Linked DNA regions of Homo sapiens: region 2 is linked to region 1. A link is an interaction called in ENCODE POLR2A ChIA-PET data of the cell type or tissue named here. Cell type or tissue: PC-9. All regions are shown on one strand. Links, peaks and the distances in the headings refer to the core of each region. The heading gives the core; the rest is flanking DNA.

What was found. Peaks named below come from ENCODE experiments on the same cell type or tissue, not always from the same donor. Only the 100,000 strongest peaks of a DNase experiment are listed, where the experiment ranks them.
Region 2: POLR2A ChIA-PET joins it to region 1 with 9 read pairs; 4 of 35 experiments call an interaction of 5 or more read pairs at or near these places.

What each region holds. Positions count from the first base shown.
Region 1 is chr3:182,853,614-182,856,544 of GRCh38, reverse strand. All of the region lies in intron 10 of ATP11B (ATPase phospholipid transporting 11B (putative)), which reads right to left. Among named protein-coding and RNA genes, the nearest start is that of ATP11B, 62 kb to the right of the region's middle. In PC-9, for the core only: no CTCF peak of the experiment used is centred there; no DNase peak of the experiment used is centred there.
Region 2 is chr3:182,912,423-182,915,353 of GRCh38, reverse strand. ATP11B (ATPase phospholipid transporting 11B (putative)) reads right to left here. Exons shown (of 30, transcript NM_014616.3): 29 at 1,360-1,493. Among named protein-coding and RNA genes, the nearest start is that of DCUN1D1, 67 kb to the left of the region's middle. RefSeq lists a silencer at 1,173-1,312. In PC-9, for the core only: no CTCF peak of the experiment used is centred there; a DNase peak (open chromatin) is centred at 1,273.

The DNA of each region.
Region 1 (2,931 bases), core at 199-2,698:
GATATGACATTCAAATCTACATCTGTCTGAGTCTAAATTTTGACCTCTTTTCACTAAACTAGTCATGTCTCCTTGTGGCAACAAAATGCCTGGTTTATTTCCATCTTTCTTGCTCATGTCTACCCTCATCAGACATATTCTCCTTTTTCCCTACATTACTAACCTATTTTTCAAAATTTAACTCAAAATCCATCTCCTTCCTAAAGTCTGTCCTAATTACATTGGTTTACATTCAACTTTCCCTTATTTAAATTTAAAACTAGTACCACAGCTCCTATTACCTAATTTTTTTACTGTGTATTAGTTTTAACTTCCAACTTGATTGAAATCTCCAAAAAGAGATGGAATTACATCTCAGAAAACCTACTACAGCAACAGATACACAAAAAAGCTCAATAAAGATTTCTAGGACATTAGGCTGTTTCCAGTTTTTTGCTGTAACAAATAAAGTGGCTATGTACATTTCTGCTTGAGGTTTTGTGTCAGCATAAAATTCATTTCTCTGAGTTAAATGCCCAAGAGTGCAACTGCTGGGTCATATGGTAAACATGTTTAGTTTTGTAAGAAACTCCCAAACTATCTTCCAGAGTGGGTATACTATTTTTAATTCCCACCAACAACATATAAGAGATTCAGTCTCTCCACCTCCTAGCCATTTGGTATTATCACTATTTTAACTATTCTAATGGGTGTGGTGATATCCCAATGTGGTTCTAATTTGCTTCTCTCTAACAGGTAATGATGCTGAATATCTTTTCATGTGCTTATTTGTAATCTGCAGCTTTTCTCTGGTGAAATATGTATTATGCATGTGGTGAAATATGAAGTATGCCTTTTGCTCATTTTCTAATTGGATCACTGAATTACTATTGAGTTTGAGAGTTCTTTATGTTTCTAAACATAAAGCCTCTGGAAGATTTGTGGTTTGCAAGTATTTTTCCCCAGTCTGTAGCTTGTCTTTTCATCCTTTTAAGAGGGTCTTTCACAGCACCAAAGTGTTTAACTTTGATTAACTACAACTTATTAATTTTTTTGATTTAGGAATTATGCTTTTAGTGTCATGTCTTCTAGCTCTTTGTCTAACACTAAGTCCTGAAGATTCTGTTTTCTTCTAAAAGTTTGTTTTACATTAAATCTATACTCTAATTGAATTAATTTTTACATACAGTGGGGGTTTGGGTTTGTTTGTTTTGCTATGGGTATCCAATTGTTCTAGCACCATTTGTTGAAAAAGATTACACTTCCTCTATTGTATTGCTTTTGTGCTGTTGCCAAAAATCAATTGGGCCTATTAGTGTTGGTCTGTTCTGGGGTTCTCTATTGTGTAACACTGATCTATGTATCTATTCTTTAACCAACACCAAATTGTCTTGATTACTGTAGCTTATATAGTAACACTTAACATCAATAGCAATTCTTCTCACTTTATTTTTCATTTTCAAAACTGTTCCTTTGCTTTTCTATCTAAATTTCAGAATAAATTTTCTACTTCTACAAAAAAACTTGCTGAGATTTTTATAGAAATTGCATTATACCTATTAATCGATTTGGGAAATCTGGCATCTTTACCGTACGAATCTTTCAACCCATGAACATGATATATTGTTCCATTTATTTAGATCTTTGATTTCTTTCCTCAGTGTTTTGTAATTTTCAGCTGAAAAGATGACAAAAGGTGGTTACCTTCCACCTTTTGCCCATTTTTTTTAATTAGCTTCTCTTTTCATTGTTGACTTGTAGGCAGGTGTGTGTGTGTGTGTGTGTGTGTGTGTGTGTGTGTGTGTGTGTGTGTAAACACATGCACATATATATTATATACTCAGGATACAAGTCTTTGGTCAGATACATGTTTTGCAAATATTGTCTCCCAGTTTGTAACGTGTATGTTCATTTCTTTAAATGTTTAGCCTGATGAGCAGAAGTTTTTAGTTTTGAGAAAGTGTAATTTATCAATTTTTAATTATTATATTTGTTGTATCCTAAGAAATCTTTACCTACTCTAAGTCATAAAGATATCTTTCTAAGTTTTCTTCTAAAAGTATTTTTTGTTTTGTTTTGTTTTGTTTTGTTTTTTTAGATGGAGTTTCGCTCTTGTTGCCCAGGCTGGAGTGCAATGGCACGATCTCATCTCACCACAACCTCCGCCTCCAGGGTTCAAGTGATTCTCCTGCCTCAGCCTCCCAAGTAGCTGGGATTACAAGCATGCACCACCATGCCCGGCTAATTTTTGTATTTTTAGTAGAGACAGGGTTTCTCCATGTTGGTCAGGCTGGTCTCGGACTCCCGACCTCAGGTGATCTGCCCGTCTCGGCCTCCCAAAGTGCTGGGATTACTGGTGTGAGCCACCGCGCCCAGCTCTTCTAAAAGTTTTGTAATTTTAGCTTTTATATTTAGGTCTATGACTTGTTTTCAAAACTTTTTGGAGTACAGCATAAGGCAGAAGCTAAGTTTCATGTTTTTCTCATTTGAATATCCAATTGCTGCATCATTTGTAGAAAATACTAAATTTTTCATTGAATTGACTTGTTACTTGGTTGAAAATCAACAAACCCACACATGAATGGTCTACTTCTCAACTCTCTATTTTATTCTATTGAACTATCATCTTTGTTAATACCATACTGTAATTACTGTAGCTTTATATTAAGTATTTAAATCAGGTAAGGTAAATCTTTTAGCTTTCTTAAGAGATTGTTTTTGCTGTGCATCTGAATATGCATTTTGGCTATTGCATTTCAATATACACTTTAGTATTACCTTGTCAATTACTACAAAAAGATTGCTGTGATTTTGAGACTGAGGGAATCTACACAGTAACTGACAGCTTAACAATACTGAGCTTGACAATCTATTAATGTGATTTCTCCATTTATTTAGTTCTTAATTTATCTTGCCATGTTTTGTAATTTTCATTATATAAATCTTGCACAA
Region 2 (2,931 bases), core at 143-2,642, 59 kb before region 1:
TGGAATGAAATTACTACAAAATGGTATCACAGCATTATGGAAATATTTCAGATCACGTTATAATCAAGTCAGAATAAACGGGGATTGAAACCACAGACATTATGTTAACATAAGAATGCTATTTATAAATTCAATTGTATCATAAAGGCATGGCTAAGCTAAAGCTAAAGTGAGAACTAACAAGTTCACCAGTAAAAGTTACCTGAATTTTATAACAGATGAATGATATCATACTCATCATTTTTTTAAAACACAAAGCTAACCAAATAATAAAAATCCTTTTTCCAGTAGATAGGAGTAGTGCCTTCTTCACTCTTTATAACCTGTTCCTGGGGTAATTTCCAACCTTTTCCAAGCCCTGGCACATGTAGAAAGTGCTAATATTCATGTAGCACATTTGGGACAATGGCAACCAACATCTCTCCCTGCCCATTTGTACCTCCATGCATACCGTGTACTGCTGCCCTGATTTTGAGAATATGGTATCATTCACCTAAAGAACACCAAGTGTGGAAAAAGCTCTTTCTACCCCCTAACATCCTCTAAATAGTGATATAACTCTTGGGGAAATGTATGAATAAATAAATCCATTGCAAGTTTAAATGAATTTTAAATGGTGTTTACCAAAAGGTGTTTTTTTTCGTTATGGTGCACAACAGCAGGCATGGTGATAAATCTCATTCAAGAAACAGATTTAGGAGGGGACAAAAATGCTAAGATTCTTTTACTCCATAATTTAAAAAGCCTGTTCTAACTCATACACTTTTAATTAGGCAATAAATACCAAGCAAAAGAAACTTAAAAATCATGACTCATTTCAAAACTTCATTACAGACATAAGAAGAGGTAGGGGAGCAGAAATACAGCCTTTTGTGTTTATAAATACCTCAAAGCCTCAAATAACCAACTGGAAAATATACATACAGAGTAAGAAAAGGAAAGCCTTTGACTTCACTGTTATGTTGAGATTATTTTGTAAAGACAAAAAGCAAAAAAATTTTAAAAAAATAAAAAGGAAATAGTATATGTATAATTTAAAAAAGAAAGTTATACAAACCATAAAAGAGTACCATAAACACACTCCTACTGAGCACATTTTAGAAAGATTATGAAACAAAATTTTTTGTTCATTAGATGAAGTCTCTTCAAAGGTGCTTTCTCTTCCTTTGTGAGTGAAAAAGCCCTTACCCCAAAGCCACAAAGTGAAATCTACCACCAAAGAGTGCTAATAAATAGCAGACTTCCTGCTTCAGTTGGTAAAACCAGCTGCTGATTTATTAGGTATCTAGAGCGGCAGGTTCATCCTGTTCCAGATAGGATACTCATCTGCAGCAAAGGCTACTTAGAGAGATTTCACACCTGCTGATGTGGGTTGGACTACATCTTCCTATAACTCGTTCCAGCATTCTTCCAACAGATGCACACGCTGCTTCTCCTTCCGGGAAACAGCACATGGAGTCCAAGCACTTGATACCTGCATTTGTTTCAGTAAGCTGCGGGAGGTGAAGCAGAAAACATCAGTTGTTTAAAGATATGGACTTCTGAAAAGCATTAGAACATTACAACAAGCACTTTCAAATCAAAGGTAACATATATAAACCTACATGTTTTTCTATAATATGGGAAACATATGAAAGGCTTTAATTTACTAGAGTATAACCATCCAAAATTATTTTAAAGCCTTGTATCCTAAATTAGAGGTCTAGTAAAATAATTATATAAATTAAGAAGCTGGATATTATGTAAATCTACTTTTAATGTTTCATTTTAATCATTTATTATGGTCAAAATGATTTCCATCAACCACTCAGGAATGTAATGAATTCCAATTCTGCATGGAGTTTTTCTTTAGGTGAAATGCTCCTGCAATTTCAATTAAAAATGTCTAGCCTGCAATTTCAATGAACAATGTCCAACAATTGAGATAAGTGGAGTATGAATTATCTTTAAGACTGGGAAATAACAATCAGGCAGGACCTCACCCCAATGTTCAGTAACAACAACAATGGCAGCAAACACTTTACGTATGCTTTACTATGTGCCAGGTTCTAAGCACTCTACATAGATCCACTCCATACTTATCTTTGAAAAAAGCATCATTTATCATAAATTGCTAAAAACTTTTAAGTGGCAATCATCCCATCATCAGCTCATCCTGCTTTGTAACAGTTAGCTGACAGTTTAATAAATTAAAATTTATTAAACAAGTGAATAAGTAGTACTATCAAGATTTGAAACTGAATTACTTTCTGAAAGTATGCAAGATTTATGTTGATTCAGGCATAAATAGCCCAGCAAGATAATTTTATTCCACACGACTAACAATTTTAACTGAGTAAAAATGAGGGGGAAAGATGGTATGACCACGTAGCTCGATGAATCCCAACCCTGGTTTTGTTTGTCAAAGATGCTCCGAAATTTTTCAAGGGCTGTTGTTTTAAAAAAAAAACACCTTATTTCAATTCACCTTCTTTTACATATATAACATCCTACGTAACACATCTTTTGAGGATAGAGAAGGAGAATAAATACAGGGCTGCACTTCCACGAAGGTTGGGAATCACCATGTGCTGGGTGCAGGCAACAGAGGATGTTTGTGGAGATGCTCACAATGAACAGAAGAGACGGACGTGATGGAACAGAAACCTGGCATTCTGAATGTAAACAACTGCTGATGTCCTGCAAGATCCATGCTCAGAAGATTCAACACCACACAGTGTGAAACAACATGGTTCTTATCTGGCAACTGCCTGATGACAGTGTCCTAGGATCAGCTAAGCACTGAGAAAGAGCCAAACTTGACTTGTTCTTTCGTTACAATACTCTTGGTTTAGAATTGTTTAGGGCACAGTTTCTTAAACTGTGTTTTGTAAGATATTTACAGACATTTCATGAAAAAAAAAAAGGGGGTCAGTGTTCAATTAAATTTGG